2 separate regions of the Homo sapiens genome follow, and region 1 is linked to region 2. A link is a loop called in an ENCODE intact Hi-C map of the cell type or tissue named here. Cell type or tissue: Calu3. All regions are shown on one strand.

Region 1 (8,000 bases), 200 kb after region 2:
GGAGAAAATTTTTGCAATCTATCCATCTGACAATCTACAAGGAATTCAAACAAATTTACAAGAAAGAAACAACCCCATCAAAAAGTGGGCGAAGGATATAAACAGACACTTCTCAAAAAGACATTTATGCGGCCAACAAACATATGAAAATAAAAGCTCATCATCAGTGGTCATTAGAGAAATGCAAATCAAAACCACAATGAGATACCATCTCATTGCCAGTTAGAATGGAGATCATTAAAAAGTCAGGAAACAACAGTTGCTGGAGAGGATGTGGAGAAATAGGAATGCTTTTACACTGTTGGTGGGAGTGTAAATTAGTTCAACTGTTGTGGAAGACAGTGTGGCGATTCCTCAAGGATCTAGAACCAGAAATTCCATTTGACCCAGTGATCCCATTACTGGGTTTATACCCAAATGATTGTAAATCATTCTGCTATAAAGACCTATGCAAATGTATGTTTATTGCAGCACTATTCACAATAGCAAAGACTTGGAACCAACCCAAATGCCCATCAATGATAGACTGGATAAAGAAAATGTGGCACATGTACACCATGGAATACTATGCAGCCATAAAAAAAGGATGAGTGCATGTCCTTTGCAGGGACATGGATGAAGCTGAAAACCATCATTCTCAGCAAACTAACACAGGAACAGAAAACCAAACACCACATGTTCTCACTCATAAGTGGGAGCTAAACAATGAGAACACATGGACATAGGGAGAGGAATATCACACACTGGGGCCTGTCAGTGGGTGAGAGGCTAGGGGAGGGATAGCATTAGGAGAAATACCTAATACAGATGTCGGGTTGATGGGTGCAGCAAACCACCATGGCACATGTATACCTATGTAAAAAACCTGCACATTCTGTACATGTATCCCAGAACTTAAAGTGTCATCATCATCATCATAAAATGGCTTGATTCCTAGACTTTAAGTACAAATGCCCTTTAAAAGGAGAACACCCAGTTCCTAGTTGGAAAGTAATATAAGATTGAAATAATGAAAACCTAAAGAATATTACCTGTAGCATGACAAGAACTGGAAAGAATATGGATTTTGTATCCATATTTACTGGTAGCAAGTAAAATGTTTCATAAGAAAAAAGAATCTGGAAATGGCTTTCCTCAGAAAAGAGATGCCATGTCCCTTAGAGCTATGAACATCATGGAAATATTCTCCCCCCGCTTTTTTTACTAGATTACTCTCCTCCTGCCCTTCCCCCACAGCACTTACCACACTGGATGTAATTGCCTGTTTGTTCTGTCAAGTCAGGGACAGACTTGTCCCGCATCGTCTTGACAGCACCTGCCAGGAGGTACATTTGGGGCAGACTCTGTGCATTAGGAAACCATATCTTACACCCTTAGTGGGCACTCACATATTTGCTGATACAAAAAATATTTAAATCTTATTTCAGAATCTTTGTTAATAAGAATCTTCCAGGTTTTTCAACCATTACTTATAGTCACAAAGATCTCTCTTCCCATCAGCTTTGAAGTTAGGGTGAGCAGCTGTCCCGTTTTGCCTGGGCCTGAGTGGGTATTTCAGGATGTAGAAATTTCAGTGCTAAAACCAGGAAGAAGTCGCAGGCAAACAGGGACACGTTGGTCACCCTATGTGTTAAAAGTATGAGCCCATATAAAAGCTCTTGGGTGTGTCGAGTAATGTTTTCAGGCTTTAGAACAAAATACAGCCTGAGAGTGGGAATGCAGTCATAAAGAGTTCGCTGGCTAACAAAGATGGGAGCCACAATTCCAGCTGGATTGGAGGTTACATTCACTGACTAGAGAAAGAGCACCCAGCCTGAAAGTGCAGTGTGCTGCAGCCTTAAATGATGGTTGTTTAGCAGGAGGATGACCAGAGAGGTGAATAAAAATTCCTCATTACCCAGAAATGTGCTTTGTTAGCCTAATTGCCTCTCATCTGCACTGTATATATTTTATGCATGAACAACTTTCTGATTTAGAGATGGGATTGATAAAAAGCTTTCAGTAAAAAGGAAAAATTACCCTTACAACCCTACTCAGATGTAGCTGCATTCAATTTAGAACGATAACATTGGGTCAGATAAGGGTCGGCCAGTTCAACAATGGCGAGAGGCTGGGACCGTGACAACCTAGGATCTGGATGTGTTGATGTGACAATGGAGAGCTGGCAGAAGCAGAGACATTCCACCCCAGCCAAGTCCCCAAGCCATCAATCTTGGTGACTAAAGCTGGAGATCAAAACATGTGGAAATAGTGAAGTGGTCCCCCCGAAAATTTATCATTTCAGATAGATTGCAATAAATACCCAGATTTGGCAGATAAAGAAGGTCTGTGTGTTCTTTTGGTGCAAACTTGAAACGTTGGCTCATAAAATAGGAAAGAGGATTGGAGAATAAACTAAGCCAGAACTGTAAAAAGTGGTTAGGAATAAGAGATTTGGGGAAAATAAAGATGCATTCCCATTTTTTTTTTTTTTTTGGTGCACGAGAATATGGCTCATTTGAACCAATCTAAATCCTAGATCTTAAAAGAATAATGACTGTCTGTTTCAAGTACTGATGATAAATAGAATGGAAGCAACTAACTGTGCCAGCTTCTAATAAGAATACACAGAGGACTTGCTTAAAATGAATAGACAATAATTAGCACTTGAATTATTTATATGCAAACTGATACCTCTAACTTCTGTAAATTATATTTGTCCTATAAATCTATTAAAGAAAGATATGGCATACAAATAAAAATTCTACCCTGCTCCTTTTTGTAGCTTTCTCCCTCATCCACCTTGTTCCATATTTTTTCATTCAGTCACTCAACAAACATTTATTGAACACATCCATAGGACCTAGTCTTGAACTCCTATTTACCCTTGAGCAGGGGAGACAGTCACCCAAAGACATGATTGTTTCACAGTGTGGGGTGGACATCAACAATCAAGGGGGTCCTATATCATGGGGGTAGGTGAGGGGCACCTTCTGTGTTCAACCTTATAAGCTGATGGTATTTTTATCCCAAATTTGAGAGATGTGACCCTACACTAAGTAAACAGGCTGGCTGTGCACCGAGAGGCTCTATACACCATGGAATACTATGCAGCCATAAAAAATGATGAGTTCATGTCCTTTGTAGGGACATGGATGAAATTGGAAATCATCATTCTCAGTAAACTATCGCAAGAACAAAAAACCAAACACCACATATTCTCACTCATAGGTGGGAATTGAACAATGAGAACACATGGACACAGGAAGGGGAACATCACACTCTGGGGACTGTTGTGGGGTGGGGGGAGGGAGGAGGGATAGCATTGGGAGATATACCTAATGCTAGATGACGAGTTAGTGGGTGCAGCACACCAGCATGGCACATGTATACATATGTAACTAACCTGCACATTGTGCACATGTACCCTAAAACTTAAAGTATAATAAATAAATTAATTAATTAATTAATTAAAAAAAAAAAAGAACAGCTACTGGGTGGAAGATCTACTGATGAGATAGGAAGTTTTCCAGGCTTGACCAGAGGCTGGGAAGAAGCTTCAGTGCTCGTAGCCATCAGTGGGACAGGACTTGTGAGAAGGCACCCAGCAGATGGCTCAGTGCCCTGGAGATGCTCGATAAATATTCCTTACCTGCTTTCTTCCTTGCCTCTCCTCCTCCAACTTTACCAAGGGCCATCAAGAAGTGTCATTTGAAAAGGCTCTCGTTCAGACAACTTCAACACAACTCAACATACGTTGATAAAAAACCTTAAAAAAAATTTTCCACTGGAAGTGTTTAGTGACAACTTCAGTCAAGCCAGGCTGGTGGACGGCTCTTTGGAGAACTAAACAGAAGGTTCTGAGAGAAGGCACAGGCATCAGTGGGGTAATGTCTGTTTACACAGACGGGAGTTTTCAGTGATCATCGCAAAATAAACTTAGGTTCTGCAGAAAGGCATCAGAATGGTTGTGAAAGAAGTGACTGCAAAGCAATAGCTGGAGCCACACTCGCCATGCAGGCCTGAGCATCGCAGGGCAAGCATTTGCCAGCATGCCACAGGCGCCATGCGTCCTCTCGTCTGACTGCATCTCCATGAGTAGATCCTGAAGAAACCAGGAGCCTGCAGCCCCTAGGAGGGTGCAGTGACCCCAAGCCTGGGAGGTGTGAGGCCTGGATTTGCTCCCATCCGATCTCTTTCCTCATGTAGGGTGATTTTATTGTCATAAAATCAAAGGTCACTTCCTATGCCAAGATTCAGTAATTCTAGACCATATCTGGTCACGATAGGATCAGAAACCAACAGCAGTACTTTAAAACCAAAGAAATGTTTGTGTTAAGCTGTCTTGGCAGAAAATCTTTACCGGATGAATGTGTTAAATAGTCCTGGGCCTGGGTTTCCACCCTGATGATGAAGTCCAGACGCTCAGAGCTGTTTGCTGGCCCCAGCAACGCGCCCTCTGCTGGGCAGTGCCTGCGTTTGTGGCTAGAGTGAGTACCGGTGGCTGGTCTTCCTTTGGGTCACAGGCCTGTGGTGTTTTTCAGGTCCCTCCGGATCACCTGGCCTGAACGGCTTGCATGGATTGAAAGGTCAGAAAGGAACTAAAGGTGCTTCAGGTAAGCACCTAATCGATTCGTAACAGACTGAGCTTCAGTCCATGGTTCATGAGAGAAAGTGGTACCCTCCCTGGTATTTCTGCACTTCATGAGATTTGGAGGCAAAACTGAAAAAAACTGGCTTAGGTTAGAGACACACTATTGGAGCTATTTTTAGTGCTGAAAATGACATATGAAAAGGACATTTGAGAAAACCCTATTTAAGAAGGAATGGTTGGTTAACAGTGTCTTTTGTTGGTATTGCTTGGAATTTTCTGTCCACTAAAAGTACTCTGAACAATTGAGCCAGATTTCAAAATGTTATCCTAACAAGTAAATAGCTGGGGATTTTAGAATTTTTGTATTAAGTATAGTAATGCTATGTTTGACCACATGGGTCAAATTAGTACTAATAGCATCCTTTTATGGCCACTGCTAAAACAAATTACCTACACAATTTGCTGTTATTTTCATACCGCAAACAGGTTAATCTTTGACAAGTGTATCTTGTTCTGTTAGTATAATGCACATTTGTTGCGTTACTTTCTCAGAAAAACCGCTTATGATCAGACAAAGTAGCTGAAACCTAACATGCAAATTTGAGTGACCCTGGGGAAGAGGAATTGTGCTGCTAGGTTTGAATTTATTGTTGGAGAGAGGTGAAATCTTTCTAGTTTGGAAGATCCAGTAATATAGTCACTTAAGATTCATTTAGTAGATCCTCCAAATAGATTAAATGTGTGTGCCTTCCAAGAAAACACTGATGTCCTTCCTTCCCAGTGTGAAATTCCACAATAGTTCTAATCATGCCAGTTTCCACCTCAAATTTCAAAGCAACTTATGCATAATTACTTATTGTATCTCATTTGTTTTTACTCTCTCCATTGTAGAGGTGGGAGGTTGGTATTGCCTCTAAGTTGTTGTTTTTTAAAATCTGGAAAATAACTATAAAAGAAATAAAACTTATGGCTGACCAGTGTGATAGGTCCTAAGAGAGAAATGGTGCAGACATTTGGATCACCACTGCAACCAGTTGTTGGTGTCTGCAGAACCAGCCACTCCTCTGCCGCTATTGGGAAGTGGTTCCTTTTCAGGCACTATAACAGGGACAAGAAAAGAGAAGATATAGTATTAATTCTGTTTTCCCCATTAAGGTTTGCATGATGTGGGGCCACCTGGTCCAGTGGGAATACCTGGGCTAAAAGGGGAGAGAGGAGACCCTGGGAGCCCAGGAATCTCTCCTCCAGGTCCTCGTGGAAAGAAAGGTCCCCCAGGACCCCCAGGTAAGCTGTAGCATGCTTTGCCCTTCTTTCAATAACTAAACCAAAACCTTCCAAATGCAATGAGGATAACATGTGAACATGTCTCTTCTTAGGGAGTTCAGGACCACCTGGTCCTGCAGGTGCCACAGGAAGAGCTCCTAAGGACATTCCTGACCCGGGTCCACCTGGAGATCAGGGACCTCCTGGTCCTGATGGCCCAAGAGGTATGAGAGAATCATGACAAAGGATGGCAGTGCTCCCTTTGTTAGATGCTGCCAGCTCTGGAGGAATGTGGGACCAGAGAGTGGCAGAATAGAAGCACTGAAGCAGCCCCCCATCAGCTTGGCAGGTCGATAAGTGGGACACAGTTAGGGTGGGACTTTGGGTAGTGGTGGGCTCTCAGGACCATATCCAGGACCAGGACTTGGCCCTCTCTTCAATTTCAGCTCTGTTAGACCCTCGTCTCTTCAGGCTAGAAACTGATAAGCAAGCGTTTCTTATCACCAGCTTGATGCTGACCAAATGTCTTCAGAAGTGGGTGGCAAGTGGGAATCGCACCCTCCTTGTTGGTCTCTAGCAACTGTCACATAAACCACTGGCACTAGCCCAGAGTGACAGGATGCAGGCTTGTGGCACACAAGAAACAGTCTCTTCATGTGCTGCTGACAGTACATGTTGTTTCTTTCATCACTTCACAGGGACAAACTTTGGTAAGGAAAGATGTTGGAAGTCATTACTAAGCTGACCAAGTAGGTTTAGGCTAGAGCTGGGTTGGGAGTTGGGAGAAGAGTGTGGCTCCGTGTGATATCTTGCTAAATGCAGGCAATTGCATTCATACAAGCTCTTAGAACTCTTCCATAAAGACACATGCCCATCATCTTTGAATCTTTAGGATTTTAGGGATCATACACTGAAAATAATAAAGCTCTCAAAAGTGCGCTAAGAAGTACAGAAGCTAAGTAGGAATATAATTGGGGTCAATTTATTCCTATTTGTGGGAACTTGTTTTCCATTAGGATTATAAATTTAATCGAGTGAACATTCCTTTCCCACCAGACATATTTCCTCAAATGCCTGTCTATCTGTCCATCAGTCTATCCATCCATCCATCCATCCATCCATCCATCTGTCCATCCAACCATCTATCCACATATCCATCCATCCATCCATCTTATCTATCCATCCAACCGTCTATCCACCTATCCATCCATCCATCCATCCATCCATCCATCCATCCATCCATCCATCCATCTTATTAAAGCAGTAAGATGGCAATGCAAACAAAAACCCAAAATGATATTTTCAACAGGAATGACTTTGAAGGGAAGGAAGGTTTTGCTTGGGTTCATTTTGTCTAACAGTTACCAACCCATTATCTACACCATTTCTCAACTTGGTATTATGATTCATTCTATTTCATTTCTGTTATCATTGACTTTCTTATTCTTCTAATTCTCTTTATTCCTTGCTTGCAAGTCATTGAATTGTTTTTCTTCGGAAGCTGTCAAGCAGCCAGTATACACATTCGTCTTTGACTAAAAGAATATTTTTGTCTCTTCTCTGTGGTCAGGAGCACCTGGGCCTCCAGGCCTCCCTGGGAGTGTTGACCTTCTGAGAGGGGAGCCAGGTGACTGTGGTCTACCAGGGCCACCAGGTCCCCCTGGCCCACCAGGCCCTCCAGGATACAAAGGCTTTCCAGGATGTGATGGAAAAGATGGCCAGAAAGGTATGAATGTTGTTCCGTTAAGTAATATGTGAATAACTTGGTTATCTTACCCTTGAGGGTCTGGGGTACTGTGCCGCCATTTCTATTTCCTATGCAAACAAAGTGACTACCTTCCAAAATGTCCTTATTTCCCCAAAGAGTCCTGAAGTTTGGGTCAAAGTTGGACAAGTAAAAGGAAGAAACACAAGTTCATCTTTAGCCCCTAATAATACTCTTGATAATCTTCCAGGCCAGAATTGAACAGTAGAAATGTAATGCAAGCCACATGTGCAATTTAAAAATATAGTAGACACATTTTAGCAAGTAAAAACAAGTGAACTTTCATACTTTATGTGATTTAACATAATATATTTAAATATTTTTATTTTAACATATAGTTAATATACATTTATCAATGAGATAATTGAGCTGATTGTGCAAACCTAATTCCTTTTGCAA
Region 2 (8,000 bases):
ATGCCTGTAACCTCAGCTACTCAGGAGGCTGAGGCATGAGAATTGCTTGAACCCAGGAGGCTGAGGTTGTAGTTAGCTGAGATTGTGCCACTGCACTCCAGCCTGGGTGACAGAGCTAGACTCTGTCTCAAAAACATAAAAAGTAAATAAATACAATAAAAAATATAAAAGATGCTTGTGGAACAATCTGACTATAGAGTCCTTCTGGATATTAATCCATATTTTTCTCTAACTCTTTAAGTGCTAGCTCAGCCACATGTAATTGAATAGTTTTTCTCTTAATTTCATTTTATCAAATCTTTCAACCTTATTTTTACATAAACAAATGTCTTTTTATGCATTCATATTTAATCACTTATTTATTTAATATTTAATTAAATTACTTCGTTAAAATAGTAATTTCAACCATCAGGAATTAGAGTGAAATGGCTAATTTAAAACCATCTGGTCAAAAAATGGGCAAAAGATTTGAATAGACATTTCTCAAAAGAAGACATACAGATAGCAAACAGGCATATGAAAAGGTGCTCAAAATCATTGATCATCAGAGAAATTCAAATCAAAACTACACCGAGATATCATCTCACCCCAGTTAAAATGGCTTATATCCAAATGACAGTCAATAACAAATGCTGGAAAGGAAGTAGAGAAAAGGGGACCCTTGTACACTGTTTGTGGGAATGTAAATTAGTACAACCACCATGGAGAACTGTGTGGAGGTTCCTCAAAAAACTAAAAATTGCACTACCATATGATCCAGCAATCCCACTATTGGGTATCTATTCAAAAGAAAGGAAATCAGTGTATCAAAGAGATATCTGCACTCCCATGTTTGTTGTAGCACTGTTTACAATAGCTAAGATTTGGTAAAAGGTGAAAGATTTATGCAATCTGAAGAGAAACCAGAGTATACTATAGCTAAGATTTGGAAGCAATCTACGTGTCCATCAACAGACGAATGGATAAAGGAAATGTGGTACATATACACAATGGAGTACTATGCAGCCACAAAAAAGAAGGAGATCAAGTCATTTGCAACGACATGGATGGAACTGGAGATCACTATGTTAAATGAAATAAGCCAGGTACAGAAAGACAAACATTGTATATTCTCACTTATGTGTGGGATCTAAAAATCAAATCAACTGAACTCAGGGACATAAAGAGTAGAAGAATGGTTACCAGAAGCTTAGAGGGGTAGTGAAGGGTTGGATGGGAGGTGGAATGATTAATGGGTACAAAAAAAAATTAGAATGAATAAGACTATTTGGTAGCACAGTAGGGTGATTATAGTCAATAATAACTTAATTATTTTAAAATAAAGAATGCAGCCAGGCACGAGGGTTCACGCCTATAATCCCAGCACATTGGGAGGCCAAGGCAGGTGGATCACTTGAGATCCGGAGTTCGAGACCAGCCTGGGTAACATGGAGAAACCCCATCTCTACAAAGAAATGAAAACAAAAACAAAATTTAGCTGGACATGGTGGTGCACACCTGTAGTCTCAGCTACTCAGAGGGCTGAGATGGGAGGATTGCTTGAACCCAGGAGGCAGAGATTGCAATGAGCCAAGATCATGCCATTGCACTCCAGCCTGGGCAACAGAATGAGACCCTGTTTCAGAAAAAAAAAAGGTAATTGGATACTTTGTAACTCAAGGGATAAATGCTTGAGGGGATGGATGCCCCATTCTCCATGATGTGCTTATTTCATATTGCATGCCTGTATCAAAACATCTCATGTACCCCATAAATAGATATACCTACTATGTGGCCACAAAAAATGTTTAAATAATATAAAAAATAAAAGAAAACTGATTGGTATAGCAGACATGTGCTGGTATACTAGGGGGACGCCTCCAGCTCTGAGCTGCTATTGCACAGAGGTATGGAGAATTCTGGTCCATCCAGCAGTCAGATAAATGAAGAGCCATTGTGAAAGGCTTGACTGTTCTCTCTTGTTGACTGTACATATCTCAGATGATATGGCAGACATGTACCAGTTATACATGTCTGCCATATCATCTACTTGCATGTGGTCTGCCCTGCAGATGAGGCTCCAGAGCCAGGTCTAGAGCTGTGTTTCTATGCCTGCGTTAGTGGAACTGCTCCAAAATAATTCCAGCTTTAATTCTCAGTTAAATTGGCAAGGTGTGGCTTGCTTGTGCAGCTACATAATTAAGCTGACTAGGACTTCAGAGCACATGACAATGTTGCTGACATGTAGATGCTGCACCTGATTGTGTGAACTCAAAATTATAGTCAGGGCTGCTCTCTGGCTGCTGTTCAGCTGCTGCTGTAGAAATAAGCCCTGCCTGTATGATATTGCAGAGACCCCAGCACAGGGGCACTTGAATACTTTTGGATGGTGATGACAGTAGCTCAAGACTCATGATATTAATTTCTCTCACTAATGCTGTCTTTTCTTAAATACATTTTCAATTTGCAAATGTTTCAGTAATTCAAAAATTCAAATGAATTATTTAATTTAAAAGATACAGAGTCCATATTTTTATTCTCATTGATTTTAATCCATCTACATTGTTGGACCCATTTTTTTGAAACACTATGGTTACTTTAATAGTAATAACCCATTCATTACTATTCAACTGTTAAATCACATAAAAAACCAGGATGGCCAAAGGCTAACTATTAAGGAAGCATAACTAATGGATATTTCTTAAGCAACATTTTTATGATTTTTCTCCTTCCAGCAATAAATTACCCCATAGTTTCCTCATATCTTAATGGAATACAAAATCATTTGTCATGAACAGAAAGCTCTTAATAATAATATTATGGCTTTTAAACCCCCTCCTGCCATCAGGAAATGACCCGAGATTACATGATGTTTTAGCACTTTTGAATATTAAGTAGTTAAACTTGTGGAAATCATTCTTTTTCACAGTTGCATTTCTGTTTTACGGCCTTACTTAAAATGCAAAATAAACTTTCATTGTAGAGAATCCAAAAAGGTTTGGAATTCCAGAAATCACAGGCCATGTATGTATGGACCTACTGAATATATACGGACCCATCTATGTTGAGTCTACTCCCAGCATTGTAGCTACAAACTGGAGCTTTGGGAAATTTCTTTTTTTTTTTTTTTTGAGATGGAGTCTTGCTCTGTTGCCCAGGCTGGAGTGCAGTGGCACGGTCTCGGCTCACTGCAAGCTCCACCTCCCGAGTTCACGCCATTCTCCTGCCTCAGTCTCCCGAGTAGCTGGGACTATAGGCGCCCACCACCACGCCCAGCTAATTTTTTGTATTTTTTTTAGTAGACACAGGGTGTCACCCTGTTAGCCAGGATGGTCTCGATCTCCTGACCTCGTGATCCACTCACCTTGGCCTCCCACAGTGCTGGGATTACAGGCGTGAGCCACCGCGCCCGGCCGGGAAATTTCTTAATCCTTCCAGGTTCCCCCATCTGTCAAGGGAGATACTAGGATGTACCTTGCAGTGTTTTTGTAAGGAGTTGAGATGCTGTCACTAGCCTGCCTGGTACCCTGCACTCAATAAGGACTCAGTCACTGGGGGACTCCCCTTTCTCCTTTTCAAGATTCCAAGCCAAAGGACATCCACAACTATTGTTTGATCCTTTCTTCCATCAGTCTGCACTAGCCACCTTCCTCCCTGACATTTCCTCTTGAAGTCCCTTGTCCAGTGCCAAAGAACTGGTGTTGAATCTAAGAGCAAGGGTGAGAGACTGCTGTTATCTATCTCTAACAAACAATAAATGAATTAACTCATATTTGTTAATAGTATTATTAGAGTACACTGACTATATTGGTTGATTAACCAAATATCATTTGCCTAAGAGCACAGACACATTACAATGTTTTATTTAACAAAATATTGGTTAGAGACCCCAATGGTACTTGATGCTTATCCAAGAAAGGTGCCAGATCAAATATATTACACAAAGGCAGCAAGCCTTCCAGGAGTGCGGATCAATTGGGTCTCACACTCTTCTCTTGATCTCAATTCTCGCAGTGCCCGTGTGCCACCCATGTCTCACCTGCACATCGCTTTCTCTTATGAGGCAAAGTGGTACAGGGTGAAGGGCACCAGTTCCAGAGACGTACTTCCTGGGTCTAAATCCCAGCTCTGCCACCTCACCTCTGTGAGTCTAGGCAGTCTCAGGTGTCTCGGTTTCCACATCTGTGAAATGGGGTCAGATTGGTTAGCACAGGTAAGCCCTTAGAAGAGTTCATAGGATACACTGAGGGCTGTTACTGTAGGCTGTTACTAACTCATTGACTTGACATGGATCATTAGGTGCTCCTGAGTTGAGGGTTTATCACTTTCCCTAAACTGCAGGTGGGAACGGTGTCTCACAATTCCTTATATCCCCCTAGCACTGTAAACAATTATCTTTTTATCCTTAAAACTCATGAAGGATCTCATTAAACACATCCATTTTTATTGTTCGTTAAAAGGATCAGGAAATATGCACATGCATTTTTATTAATAGACCAGAACATAATTTCCAAATAATCTTGACTATTTCTCTCTCTACTGTCAACAGCCAGCATGCTCGTTCCTGTGCATGCTGGTGAAACAGACGTGGCCTGCCCTGCCTTTCTCCAATCTCTCTCCCGCAGCCCAGCCCAGCCCAGCCTGGTTTAATAGCAGGGGGAGTTGGCACCGTTCACAGCTGGTTAACACCCTACTGAGCAGGTCTGTTGATTTTGCATTATGATTACTGACCCTGCCAGTCCCTCTGCCCAGCCAATAGCCTGAGGGGAAAGTTTTTGTGTGTGAAAAGAAGAGCTGACCAAGTATAGCCAAACCGTGCCAGACAGACGCCACGAGCTGTCCTCTGCAGGGCCGCCTCTGCCCGTGTCTGCCTTAAGCAACCAACCATGTGCCCTGGCACCATGCCCTCCAGTGAAGAAGAATGACACCCATGGACTGCTTTGCGGGATGCCCCCGCCTGCCCCGCCCTGAAGCTGCTGTCACCACCCTTGGACATCAAAGAAATCTCACTGCAGCTGCCACTTCCTATCCCTCAACTCCCGTCCAGAGACACATCACTAGTCTAGACATGTAAGCCAGCCACCCGTTTTTGATTTTCTGGATGACAGCAAGCATACAGATTACTAACTCTGACAAAGACGGTGCAGTGAGGGCTCTCTGGTACATTTGAGAATAAATAATATGGTAAGAAAATTTTGCCCGTCTTATGCAATGCAGAGAATGGTAAGTATACCTATAATCATTAACTCCAGGTTCCTTTTTTTTTCTTTTCTTTTTACCCCCTAAAAGGTTTTGAATGCAGAAAGACTGAGAAAACTTCACTATTCATGTAAGAAAAATAGGCTCCACGGGATCCCTTGATCAGGATGGTGGTAGAGGAAATGAACTTCCATCAGCACTGTAATGATCTCAGTATGTTTTGAGCACTTTCAGTGCTGGCTGTCTCATATTATCTCATTATATCTTACAACAATTCTGTAAGGGAGGTACTGTTATAAGCTCCATCTAATAGATGAGAAACCTAGGATTTTGAGAGGCTAAGGATAGTAAGGAACATGGGGAGTGGGGATCTGAATTCAGGTGAGACAGTCTGACCCAGGGTCAGTCATATTCTCAGGTGCAGTGTTGCATTTCTTCTTCTTCTTTTTTTTTTTGAGATGGAGTCTTGCTCTGTCACCCAGACTGGAGTGCAGTGATGCAATATTGGCTGACTGCAACCTCTGCCTCCCAGGTTCAAATGATTCTCCAGTAGAGATGGGGTTTCACCATGTTGGCCAGGCTGGTCTCAAACTCCTGAGCTCAAGTGATCCACCCACCTCGGCCTCCCAAAGTGCTGGGATTACAGGCGTGAGCCAGCGTGCCCGGCCTGTATTTCATTATTGACGGGCTCTGCTGGCCACAAGGCACTGGGGGAGGAGGGGTATGTTTCTCCCCCTCTCACCCTATCACTGTGCCCCTCATGATGGGACGTAAAATCCCAGTGAAAAACATAACATAGTAGCTCATGAAATTAGCTGTATAATGCAGGACTTGGCAGACAGCAGCTTGCAGGACAAATCCAGCCCTCTGCCTGTTTCCATCCGGCCTATGAGCTAAGACTGGTTTTTATATTTTTCATGGTTGAAACAAAATTAAGAGAGAAATAACATTTTGTAATGTGAAAATTATATAAACTTTAAATCTCAATGTCCATAAGTTTGCATTTCATCAATACAAATGTTGTGGATATTTATTTTCTCTCTTGTTATATAGGTATCTGCATAGTAGCCTTCATTTTGCCTCTTGGCTTGCAAAGCCTAAAATATTTACTACGTGGCTCTTTATGGGAAAAGCTTGGTGATTCCTGGTACAAATTATCTTCATTATATTTTTTCTATGGCAATATAAAAATTGCATTAAAAATTAAGATAGAGGCCAGGTGCGGTGGCTCATGCCTATAATCTCAGCACTTTGGGAGGCCGAGGCAGGTAGATCACCTGAGGTCAGGAGTTCAAGGCCAGCCTGGCCAACTGGGGGAAACCCCGTCTCTACTAAAAATACAAAAATTAGTTTGGCATGATGTTGAGTGCCTATAATCCCAGCTACCTGGGTGGCTGAGGCAGGAGAATTGCTTGAACCTAGTAGGTGAAGGTTACAGTAAGCAAAGATTGCACCACTGTACTCCAGCCTGGGCAACAGAGCAAGACTCCATCTAAAAAAAAAAAAACAAACCTAACATTAGAATAGAAACTTAAAGAAGAGATCAGCTGTGAGTTCCAGTGAGAGATGGTCTTCTACCTTGGAATGGCAGACTGGGACCTGTCTCTTCTTTCTGTCCGCCTACCCCCATGTGCCTCCCCTTCTCCCACTGTGCTTCTGTCCAGAGCTTGGGGGACACAGGGAATACAATTTGGGGACTGGAAGAACCCAGCAGATCCTCTAGTCCAAAAGTTCTTCATGTTTTGAACTTCACAGGGCAATAAAATAAATGTGTCTTAAAAGGAAGACAAACAGAGGGCTGTCTTAGTTATATTTTTCAATATAAGAGCAATGGCCACCTCCAAACACAAACCAACACAATCACCCACCCCCCAAACCACAGCAGACCTCTCATCTACTGTCCTCATATTCCAGAGAAAAATTAAGATACCATAAAGCAAGTAAAATGCCCACAGAATAAAATATGTTCCTGGCTGGGCATGGTGGCTCACGACTGTAATCCCAGCACTTTGGGAAGCCGAGGCGGGTGGATTACTTGAAGTCAGGAGTTCAAGACCAGCCTGGCCAACAGGGTGAAACCCTGTCTCTACTAAAAATACAAAAGTTAGCCGGGCATGGTGGAGTGTAATTATAGTCCCAGGTACTCGGGTGGCTAAGGCAAGAGAATCGCTTCAACCTGGGAGGTGGAGGTTGCAGTAAGCAGAGGTTACATCACTACACTCCAGTCTGGGAGACAGGGTGAGATCTGTCTCAACAAAAAAAAAAAAAAAAAAGAAAGAAAAAGCTGTTCCCTTAACATGGGAACTTGATAAAAAGCTCCCATTTTACTTGATTAAAAAAAAAAATCTCTACCTCGTTCTTATTTTTCTCACTTGCTTTGGCCTGGTGCAACCCTGCACTGGGAACCACTAAATTAGCCACACCCACCTCCACTCTCTCTTGTTGGTCACTCTTTGCTTTGTCACCTGCTGCTGCAGGGTCTTCTGTCTGAGAGGTGAAAGTAAACTAATCTTATCGAGAGACATGATGCTAATGGGTTAATTTTTAAAAATCCGCCTGGGAACTGACACATTTTTCAGAAAACATTACCTCTTAAAACAAACAAAAAAGACAGAAAGCTGCCACCAGTGCCACAAGTGATGGAAAATTCGAGCTGCAGGCTGGCAGGTGGAGACGCATATTAAGGCGGATGGGACTTCTTAGGTCATGTGCCTGGTTTGTCTATTCATAGGACCATTTGAAAAAAAATCTTTGAAAATGTTATTTACAAAACCAAAGTTTAGGCCAGGTGGCTCACACCTGTTATCCTAGCATTTTGGGAG

The links. Peaks named below come from ENCODE experiments on the same cell type or tissue, not always from the same donor. Only the 100,000 strongest peaks of a DNase experiment are listed, where the experiment ranks them.
Region 1: a loop joins it to region 2, with 2.5 times the contacts of the local background. A loop is called at or near these places in 4 of 110 quality-filtered maps.

The regions. Positions count from the first base shown.
Region 1 is chr2:227,030,005-227,038,004 of GRCh38, reverse strand. COL4A4 (collagen type IV alpha 4 chain) reads left to right here. Exons shown (of 48, transcript NM_000092.5): 38 at 4,524-4,595; 39 at 5,729-5,857; 40 at 5,950-6,060; 41 at 7,407-7,562. Among named protein-coding and RNA genes, the nearest start is that of COL4A4, 130 kb to the left of the region's middle. In Calu3, a CTCF peak has its summit at 4,455 (motif pointing left); a DNase peak (open chromatin) is centred at 4,434.
Region 2 is chr2:227,225,161-227,233,160 of GRCh38, reverse strand. The region is part of intron 1 of COL4A3 (collagen type IV alpha 3 chain); the gene reads right to left. MFF-DT (MFF divergent transcript) reads left to right here. Exons shown (of 14, transcript NR_102371.1): 11 at 4,529-4,680; 12 at 5,269-5,391. Among named protein-coding and RNA genes, the nearest start is that of COL4A3, 65 kb to the right of the region's middle. In Calu3, no CTCF peak of the experiment used is centred here; DNase peaks (open chromatin) are centred at 4,650 and 4,880.